Regions from separate parts of the Homo sapiens genome. Here region 1 is linked to region 2. The links are chromatin loops, found by intact Hi-C in ENCODE. Cell type or tissue: sigmoid colon. All regions are shown on one strand. Each heading gives the region's core, and the rest is flanking DNA. Links, peaks and the distances in the headings are about the cores only. Region 1 overlaps ZMIZ1-AS1 (ZMIZ1 antisense RNA 1). Region 2 has its middle 28 kb from the start of LINC00595.

Region 1 (5,370 bases), core at 247-5,246, 770 kb before region 2:
CCCAGCCCGCCATTGCCTGACTTGCTGTGTGGCCTGAGCACATCACAAACTCTCCCTGTGCCTGTTCCCCATCTGCCAAGTGAGAGAGTGTGGGATATCCACCAGCACTTTTGCCTCTGATTGTCCTAAGATTCTGTAGGTCTGAGCCTTTAACCCTTGGACTGAGCTACAGTTCACTTTAGAGTTTGAGGGCGGCCCTGCTTTAGGGAGGGCTTTCAGAGGGGGCCATTTAGTGGAGTAGGGACAAGAAAATACCTGGAGGGAGCTGCTCAGAACTGTGACTATCTAGGACTGTGAATAGGTAATGACCCTAACGCCTCCCTTCATGAGGCACCTCTCACCCTCTGAGCCTCACAACAGCCCTTTTGTGGGTGACTAAGCTGAGCCCCAAAAGGAGGTGATGGCTTTCCCTGACTGCACCACTGGGAAGCACCAGAGCTGGAACAAGAGCCAGGTCTCAGCCAGGCATGGTGGCACATGCCTGTAGTCCCAGCAACTCGGTGGGGGGACAAGAGGGGGTGCAAGAGCCACATCTCCTCATGCAGTGTCCCCTCACCTGCGTCAGGGCCCCTCCAGAGGAGCAAGTACATGCGGCACTGATGAGGAAGTCTGGGACAAGCGACCTGAGGAGGACCATGCCTCCCACTTCCTTCCTGATAGCTCCTGCACCCCGAGAGGGGTGGGGGAAGGTCTCAGATCCTCAGCATCTCTCCTCCTTCTGGCTGTGCAGTCCTCCAGCCTCAAGACTCATGCTTCCTTGCCCTCACCTCATCCTGTGGCCATGCAGGGTGACTTCCAGAATTGCCAGCATTATGTACATACTCTTACCTCTGTGCCATTGCTCATGCTCTTCCTACCTCCTGGGACACACCCCTCCCAGTCACCAAGGCCACATCTGCAACCACTTGCTTGGAAGCCTACCCTGATACCTCCACCAGATGTGCCGTCTTCCTTGTCTTAACCCCCATATGCTGCTCTCCCAGCCTCCAACATCAGCATAACCATAGGAATTACTTGTGAAGTTCCTGCTATGTTCCAGGCATTGAGTAGCTCATACACATGAACTCCTCCCATCCTCTGAGCTATTAGTATTCTCATTTTACAGATGAGGAAACTGAGGCACAGGGAGTTTCATTTCCTAGTATGACACCTCACAGGCTAGGGAGGTATTGTGTTACATGGCCCTCTTCTGTCAAGGCTGCAGGTCATAGGATGGCTCACTGCTACATCCCATCACCCAGTGCAAGGCCTTGGGGGCTGACAGGCCATCCGGAGCAGGGGAGGTATAGAGGCCCACAGGATGGAGGATGACCAGAACCAGCCCTCTGGGGGCTCACAGTCTCTCAGGAAGGACTGCCCACACCAAATGCCATTCTTTTTTTTTTTTTTTTTTCTTGAGACAGAGTTTTGCTCTGTCGCCCAGGCTGGAGTGTGCAGTGGTGAGATCTCGGCTCACTGCAAGCTCCGCCTCCCAGGTTCACACCATTCTCCTGCCTCAGCCTCCCGAGTAGCTGGGACTATGCCACCATACCCGGCTAATTTTTTGTGTTTTTAGTAGAGATGGGGTTTCACCATGTTAACCAGGATGGTCTGCATCTCCTGACCTCATTATCCACCCGCCTTGGCCCCCCAAAGTGCTGGGATTATAGGCATGAGCCACCGCACCCGGCCACCCAATGCCATTCTAAGAGTTCGGGGAAGAAGAAGAGTTGGCATTGAGTGGGTCCTGGAAGGCAAGCTCTGGTGGGGCTGTGGGGAAGCCAGAGTGGGGCATGGACCTGCCTAAGGTCACACAGCAAGCAAGTATGAGACAGCAGCAGGGCTGGGACCTGGAGCTCCCAGTGTATCATGCCTTCTTGCACCTTGCAGCCAGCTGTGGGGCCCCTGCGACTGTGCTGTTTTCAAGGACACACGGTCCCAGATGCCTCCACAATTCTGAGCTGTTCAATGAGTGGCTCTGGTCCTTCTCCCCCCTCTATTAAAATGGAAAAAAGAAAGAAAGAAAGAAAGAAATCCAGGCATTGTTCCTGACTGCAGCTGGTGCCAACCAGAATCCCACTGAACAGAATGGAGCCGAGAGCCCGGCTGCCCAGGGGCCTGGCTGCTGACACAGGGCCTTTCTATTTTGCTTTCCACTGGGGGCCCAGGCTGACGGTGCAGCCCCTCCACGGACACCCTCTCCACCTGCCTCCCTGGCCCTGGCTCTGAGCCTCCTGCTGCCTTCACCCTCTTTGCAAAAATCAGATGGCACTTGGGGGAGGGTTGGAGGAGCACCCCCACCCCCTGCTTTCCTTCTTCATCCACTCACAGCCTGGGGTGCGCTGGGCCTCCCTCCCCGCCAGCCTGTCCTCCCACCCTACCAGGAGGGGACTTGGGATGCTTGTCTGGGAGAGCGACACAAATCCCTCTTCCAAAATCGTTTGAAACACTTGTCTGATTCTAGGACATATGAGGATTTTCCACCCCACCCCCACCTGACTTGGCAGGTGCCAGTCCTCAGCTCACACATTAAGGCCTCTTGCAATAGTGAAGGTCTTGTGGGGGAAAGGGGAACATGATGAACAGCTCTACAGAGACAAAAACAGTTTTTTAAGTTGCTAGTTTGCCTTCTGCCTTTGGTCTTAGGAGGAAAAAGGACTTCTCCAACTCTCCCTTACCATCTTCATTTCATCCTCTGCTTCCTGCCCCTTTCGTGAGCTGTCTGGTACTCAGACCTCCTCTCCACAGGCTATTGGCTAGTTTGACCCAGATTACCCCAAGCAGCAGTTCTAAGAGAGCAGCATCCTGGCCACTGTCCAGTGTCCACCAGGGACCCTTGGGTTGGCACTGCCACCACAGCCAGCTCTCCTGGCACCCCCTTCCTCCTGTGGACACAGCTCTTTAGTTTGTAAAAAGTACTTGACGTCTCACGCAAGTGCCACAGCAGCCTCAAGAGGCAGGCAGGGATTGCTAACCCACTTCGTAGAAGAATAAACTAAGGGTTCAGGAGGCATAATGGTTTGGCCAAGGTCAAAGGAGGTGACAGAGTTGGGATTTGAACCCTGGTCTCTTGATTCCATGTCACTAAGCTGCAGTGGGGACTCAGGAAGTGACGGTGTCAGAGGATGACATTCCCAGCCCCCACCACCTCCACCCGACCAAATGCTGCCAGGAGACAGGATCTCAGACACATCGATTCCTTTAAGGAATATTTATTAAATACTTGCTGTATGCCAGATCTCCAACAGTGAACAAAACAGATTTGGTCCACACTGCTGCAGAGCTTATATTCTGAGACAGACACCAGACTTCGTGCAGAAAGATCCCCCTCTTCCTAGTTGCCCAGCCCATATGTCCTAGAAGGAACCGTGAGATGGGCAGCCAGAGACATAAGTTCTAGTCCTAGCATTGCCCCTGACTCTCCATGTCACCTTGGACCGAGTTTTCCACCTGAGAAATCCAAGCATGTGGCCCCTCACACATTTTCTCAGGTCTCTTCCCTACTCCCAGTCTCTGGGTCTAGTGGTTCATGATTTCCCGGCATGAATTATCCTGATTTAGTTTTTTTTCTTAAACCCGACTTTTCCTAGGCTCTTAGAGCCAGAACAGGGCTTCTGAGATCATTTGCTCTGAGCCCTTCACTAAGAAAGAACCCCTTAGCCTCGTTCCTGCCAGGAGGAGACTGTCTTTGCTTGTACTCTTCCAGGGACGGGCTGCTTGCTCCCTCACATAGCAGACCTCTGCCAGTGGTGTGCTGGTAAATGTTTAACAGCTGGCTCCCCAAAGTGGGGAGAACCTGGTTTGTAGTATTTGCCGATGTCTACGGTGTAAATACCCCCACCATGGCCAGTTTCAAGCTGCCGACCAGAGCCAGCTGGCACAGCTGGTTGGTTCCATCAACCAGCTCGCGCAGTTCCTGAAAATTTAACAATCGGCCCTTGTGAGCCATATGAACAGGCTCCAACACACCATTTCCCCTGCCCCGCAGAGAAGTCTTGTCTAGCTTTACTCATTGGGAAGTTCTTTCTGGTATTGAGCAAAACATCTGATTGTCAGGAACTCTGGCCTGAAAGTCCTGAACTACTTCTCTGGGGTGTCACAGGACAATGGGGACCCCATGAAGGCCTTCTCTAATTGGTGGCAGCTCTTGACTATGTCTTCCTGTGAGAGGAGCAAGTTCCTGGGCCAAATGGGGTCAGAGCATAGCCACCCTCCCATTCTGCCTTTCTCTCTCCCTCTTCACCTCCCTTCCTTCCTCTCTTTCTTTCACAAATATTTCCTGGGCCCCTGTGACAATGTCAGACACTGCTAGATACTGTGGATTCAGCGACCCATGTCTTAGCTTGCGCAGAGATGCTGCCCACTCTGTGAAGCCTGTCCTGACCCCCACCCTAGCCCCTCCCGCAGTGGGCAGTCTCCTCCCCTCCCAGAGCCTTTATCGCCCCTGTTTGGCACTTATCACTTTCTACCTGGGATTGCAGCTATTTGTGTACACGGCTTATCTCCCTGCCAGACTGAGAGGCAACGTGGGCCTGTTGAAAGAGCGTGGACTTTGGAGCCGCATGACCTGGCCCTCAATCCCAACCCTGCGACTCAGAGCTGTGAGCCCTCGGGGAGCTCACAACACCTTTGGGAGCCTCAGTTTCCTTATCTGTAAAGTGGGGATGGTGATAACTACTTCCAATGTGGTTTTGAGCAACTGGTAGGATTAGAAATGTCAACCCCATTTCCTGCTCCTGTCTGGACTCCCATCCTCTTGGGGACAGAGATTGTGTGCAATACTTCTCTGTAGCCTCCTGGTAATAATAACATAACAATATTAATAACAATGACCAACACTTACACAGCAATACCATACATAAGGTAAGAGCTTACATATGTTAGCTCATTCATTCTCACAACCTTGTGGCATTGGAAGCATTATTCCCATTAACAGATGAGCAATCTGAGGCACAGAGGGGTTAGGTAACAAGCCCAAGGTCACACAGCTAGTGAGTGAGAGAGCTGAGATTTGAATCCAAGAAAATCCACCTCAAAGCCTTAGCTATTGAATAGTATGGCTTCTGGAGGGGTGTGAGTGTATGTGCCCATGGTTCACTGCAGCCTTTGAGCATCCTTGCCCTGACCTGCAGGGTGGGGGTGGAGTGATACAAGGAAGACCCTGGTCTGCGCATTAGGACATCCTAACAGGTGAGTGGTTAGTGCTGAAGAAAGGAGTGTCCCCAGGTATCTGGAGGCCAGGGGACTAGAAGGTGATAATCAATAAGGCAATCAGAGGAGGCTTCCCGGAGAGGTGGCGCTTGCCACCAAATGAGGATGGACAAGGCAGGGCGAACAGGAGGACCAAAATTGTAGACATGGGAGAGGTATATTAGGGTTTCACCTAGGTGT
Region 2 (5,370 bases), core at 312-5,311:
ATAGCATTTCCAGTGTCCAGGATAAAACCCAAAATCAACACACAAGAAATTAGGAAAATATAATCCATCCTCAAGGGTAAAGATAGTCAATGGAGATCAACTCTCAGATGACCCAGAATTTGAAGCTATCAGACAAGTACCACAGTTATTATAACTGTGCTAAACAAGGCAAAAGAAAATACATTCATAATAAATGAAGAGATAGGAAACCTCTAAAGAGAAATAAAAATATAGAAAGAACCAAGTGGAAATTCCAGTACTAAAAAATACAATACCTGGAATATTTTAAACAATTACTGTATAGGCCTAAAACAGAATGAAGATGGCCGGGCATGATGGCTCACGCCTTTAATCCCATCACTTCAGGTGGCCGAGGCAGGCAGATCACTGAGGTCAGGAGTTTGAGACCAGCCTGGCCAACAGGGTGAAACCCTGTCTCTACTAAAAATACAAAAAATTACCTGGACATGGTGGCGCACAGCTATAATCCCAGCTACTCGGGAGGCTGGGGCAGGAGGCCTTGACCCCAGGAGGCAGGGAGCTGAGATCATGCCACTGCACTCCAGCCTGGGTGACAGAGCAAGACTCCATCTCAAAAATAAACAAATAAATAAATAAATAAATAGCTGTGAGCTTAAGTTGATCAACAAAAGCCATTTAGCCTAAAAAAAAAAAAAAAGAGGGCAGGGGAAGGGGGGGTATAAAAGAGTGAACAGTGTCTAAGAGGCCTGTGGGATAACGTCAGAGATCTAATATATGCATAATTGGAGTGCCAGAAGGAAGGAGAGGAATAAGAGAGCATAATTTTTTTTCTTAAGAAATAATGGCAAAACGGCATGGTGGCACAAACCCACCTGCTCAAGAGGCTGAGGCTAGAGGACGCTTCAGCATGGGAGTTCAAGACCAGCAGCCTTCTCAGAAAAAAAAAAAAAAAAAAAAAAAAAGAGAGAGAAAGAGAAAAAAAGAAATAAATAGTGGCAAAAAACAACAACACCCACTTTGCAAATTGGTGCAAAACAAATTTACATACACTCATTCAAACTGCTAAAATAAAAGATAAAAAGAAAACCTTGAAAGCAGCCAGAGAAAAAAAGACACATTACAAAGAGGAACAAAGATTCAAATAACCACAGACTTCTTACCAGAAACTATGGAGGCCTGAAGCAGAACACAGTCATGGGACCTCAGATGGAAAATATTTTTCAAAGATAAAATATAACAATACAACGATAAAAAAGAGTAAAAATTTTTAAATGATACAACAACTATTTACATAGCATTTACATTGTATTAGGTATTATAAGTAATCTAGAGATGTTTTAAAGTGTATGAGAGAATGTGCAGAAGTTATATGCAAATACTATGCCATTTTACATAAAAGACTTGAGCATCCACGGATTTTGGCATCCATGGGGAGGTCCTGAACCCAATTCCCCACGAGTACAGAAGGAGCATTGTAACATCATTTAAAGGGCAAAGAAAAAAAAAAGCTGTAACCCAGATTTCTAAATCTAGTGAAAATATTAGTTAATAAGGAAGGCAAAATACATTTTCATTTAAAAGAAAATGTATGGATTGTGTCACCAGAAGACATGGACTATAAGAATACTAAAAGAAGTTCTTCAGAATGAAGCAAAATAAAATCAAAGAGGCACTGGATCCTCAAGAAAAATAAAAAATAAAAAACATCAGAAATGGTAAAATATTGCTAAATATATAAAATTATAAGTTAATTTTCCTCTTAATTTCCTTAATATGCAGATAACTAAAGCAAAAATGATAACATTGTCTTATAGGGTTTATAATGTATATAGATGTAATGCATATGAAAACTATAGCATACAATGGGGATGGCAAATATTTGTAAGAGGTTTATATTTTACATAAAGTGATAAAGTATTAACTCTAAACTGACTGTGAAAAGTTAAGGACATATGTGTAATCTCTAGAACTGAAAAAAAAACCACTTTAAAAAATGCAAAGTACTATAGCTAAAAGGACAAATAGTTGCGTGAAAAGTGGAATTCCAAAACAATCCCCCTGGCTTCTGTGCAAAGGGTGATAGCAGGCAGACTAGTCAGGGTGTTACTGAATAATCCAGGTGGATGATGTTGCTGGCTTGGACTAGAAGGGAGCCGTGGAGATGGTGAGAGGCAGTCAGATTCTGGATGGATTCTGAAGGTAGAACCCAGAGGATTCACTCATAGATTGGGTTTGTGGTGTGAGAGAAAGAGCCAAGGATGACCCTAAGGCCTGTGATCCTATAAGCTGTAGTGACAGAGCTGCGTTTAGTGAGACTACAAAGAAGACTTTTCTCCTCCCTTTCCCTCCCCAGTTCTCTGTGGCTTCTGAGACCTGCAGCAGCTCCATGTTTGGGAACCAAGCTGGGCCGGAGGCTCAGTGAGGAAAGAGACGGGGACAGAGTCATATGCCACCCAGCCTAGCCTTCAAGTTGGAGCAGGGATGACAGAGCATGTGTGCCTCTCGGCAAGGTTCACGTCAGATCAAAACATCATCCTTATGGCTTCTCCCAGCTTCCAGATTTCCGTCTCCAAGAATCCCTTCCCCATGAGAAGTAATTGAGAAATAATTGCTAATATTTCACAGAGATGGAAGAAGCCTCAGCCCCAGCCTCTGGAAACAAATTAGAGATGTGGATGAGGTTTAGAAACAGAAAGCGGCCCTGCTTCTCATTAGCAGTTGCAAATAAGATTACAGAAAAAATGTTTCTGCCATGAGGATGGCGTCCGCCTGGAAAAAATTAAACCAGTTGCAGGGTAATTTAGAGACCCCGGACCAGGATTCAGATTCTGGGTTGGGGGTAGGGCTCTAGGACTAACTTGCCCCAAATCAAAGAGCAGATCTGCGGCAACCTGTCTGAGCCTCAGTTTCCATGCCAGTTAGATGGGAAGAGGCTGTAGGACTCAAATCTGGAGATGGACAATGACTTATGGGTGTCAGCCACTTTGGGCAGCCAGACAGCCCAGGCCCCACCAGCACAGGTAGCTCAGACTCACAGACATGTGAAGACAGCAGGGAGCACTGGCTTAGAGGTCTTTGCCTTCCCTGGCCTGGCCTAATGCCCCTATATCCTGGCTCCATCCTGAGTAAGAATGGCTGACATTTATCAAATGACAACACTGTTCGGAATTCTTCATGGGAGTACATTTATTTAACCCTCACAACAACCCCATGAGGTAGGTACTATTAATATCCCCACTTTATAGAGAAAGAAAGTAAACTACACAAAGGCAAATTAACTTGGCCAAGGCCAGACAGCAAGCAAGCTGCAGAGCCAGGAGAGTGAACTCAGTCTAATTTTAAAACCTGTGCTCCTAACCACCAGCCTATCTGGCCCTCTGAGGCTTGTGGGGCTCCCTAGCTCTGCCCCCTGACTTCGAGACTGCAGAAGTTTTAGCAGTTAGTCCACGGAAGGTCCCAGGCTCCGAAGGCCCCGTAGACTTAGGTGTGAGTTCTGATTCTACCACTTACATCTACACAACTCTGAGCCCGTGTTTGCTTGTGTGTATTTTTTTAAATTAATTATAGATTTGTCACAGACTTGCTCTAAGGAAGAAAGAAGACCTAGGTATAAGAAATCAGGCTGGAAACAGTGGCTTGTGCCTATAATCCCAGCACTTTGGGAGGCCGAGGTGGGCAGATCACTTGAGATCAGGAATTCGAGACCAGCCTGGCCAACATGGCAAAACCCCATCACTACTAAAAATACAAAAATTAGCCAATTGTGGTGGCACATGCCTGTAATCCCAGCTACTCGGGAGGCTGAGGCAGGAGAATCACTTGAACCCAGGAGGCGGAGGCTGCAGTGAGTCGAGATTGTGCCACTGAACTCCAGCCTGTGTGACAGAGTGAGATTCTGTCTCAAAAAAAGAAAAGAAAGGAAGGGAGGGAGGGAGAGAGAGAGAGAGAAATCAGGCCCTGTCTAAGGGTCAGTTTCTCCCCCTGCAGCCCCATCTCTGGCCAAGAGCTAAAGGACCCTCAGGGATCTTTGAAATACTCTCACCCCTCCAGGCTTGTCAGTCCTCTTCCTGACCCAGCCCCAAGCCCACCCCTGAGTGAAGCCCTCCTCTGTTCTCCCACCTCAAACCCCACCCCAACCCACACGCAGCACTCCTTCCCGGGCACCTGCCACTCCAAGTGTCACCTGTGTGGTCCCCTTTCCATCCAGAAATGTAGCACTCCATGGCTACCTGGTCTTCAGGAGTTTTCCCATCCCTCCTTTGCCATTAAAGGTGGTGTTTGAGGATGGCCAAATTCTGCAGCCTGGCTTTCAAGGCGCTCCCTTCCCTAGCTCGTGCACTCTGGAGAAGCCGACCTCATTTCTGTAACCTCCCCAGGGTTCATTGCCCCTACACACACTAGAGTCTTTGTCCAAATCCCTCTCCCCAGCCCCCACCCAGAAGCCAGGAGAAGCGGATGGATTCTGAAGTACTGGAAGAATATTCTGGCCACAGCTGCCCTGGAGACAGTCCATGAAAGGGAATCCTGAGACCAGGGCAGAGGGATCGGGTTACTGGAGAGCTAATCTGATTAGAGCCAGTCAAAGGGGGAGGGGGTGGGCAGTGGGGACAGGAGCCTTGAGACTGGAAAAATAGAGTAATAGACCGAGATGTTGAAGCCGGATATGGGGACAGGGCAAGGAGAGGACAGAACACATAGGGAACAGAAGGACCTGGTTTCCAGTCCCAGGTCCAGCACTTACCTGTGCCTACCAGCTGGGTTGCCCCGCATAGGCCACCTAAGCTCTCTGAGGCCCAGGATCTTATTTTAAAGTCAGGCCAATCTACTCAGTGCCCCAGGATTGCAGGGGATTCTATAAGAAAGCACAGGGGACCATGGGCTGGGTGCTGAGCTTGGCCCTGCCAGGGCTTTCTAAAGGGAGCTTCCCCTCATCCCCTCTCCGTGGACAGAGCAGGACAAAGTGGCCCCCATTGCACCCTGGGGGCTGGCAAGGACCCTACAGCAGCCAGCAGCTGGGTCTATCAACCTGAGAGAGCCTCTGCCCCCAGGGAGGCTCCTAATTTAATCAGCTTCACAAATCAGCTCGATGGGCTTAATTGATCTTTTTCACTCCTAATATTGTCGCTGTCACTTTCTGAGTTGTGCCTCCCCCAGCCACCCCCTATGTCAGCCAGCTGGAGAGGGAAAAGGAGCCCAGAGGCCACAGTGGGAGGGAGCTGTGGACAAGAGGGTGAGGAGGGCAGGGAGAGTGAGGGAGGACTCAGACTGACACCTCAAGCCAGACTTTGGGGACTGCGAAATGCCATGGTGGGAGTGAAGAGCAGAAGGGCTTCTAGAGATTAACCTGGCTGGGGCATTAAGCGCATCATTCTAGGGCTCTCCGGGGCT

What was found. Peaks named below come from ENCODE experiments on the same cell type or tissue, not always from the same donor. Only the 100,000 strongest peaks of a DNase experiment are listed, where the experiment ranks them.
Region 1: it touches region 2 in a loop (7-fold over the local background); 39 of 110 quality-filtered maps call a loop at or near these places.

What each region holds. Positions count from the first base shown.
Region 1 is chr10:79,058,512-79,063,881 of GRCh38, reverse strand. The region is part of intron 3 of ZMIZ1-AS1 (ZMIZ1 antisense RNA 1); the gene reads left to right. Among named protein-coding and RNA genes, the nearest start is that of ZMIZ1-AS1, 6.3 kb to the left of the region's middle. In sigmoid colon, for the core only: no CTCF peak of the experiment used is centred there; DNase peaks (open chromatin) are centred at 2,261 and 3,871; H3K27ac peaks cover 1,007 bases.
Region 2 is chr10:78,292,761-78,298,130 of GRCh38, reverse strand. No RefSeq gene overlaps it. Among named protein-coding and RNA genes, the nearest start is that of LINC00595, 28 kb to the right of the region's middle. RefSeq lists an enhancer at 4,536-5,370. In sigmoid colon, for the core only: no CTCF peak of the experiment used is centred there; no DNase peak of the experiment used is centred there.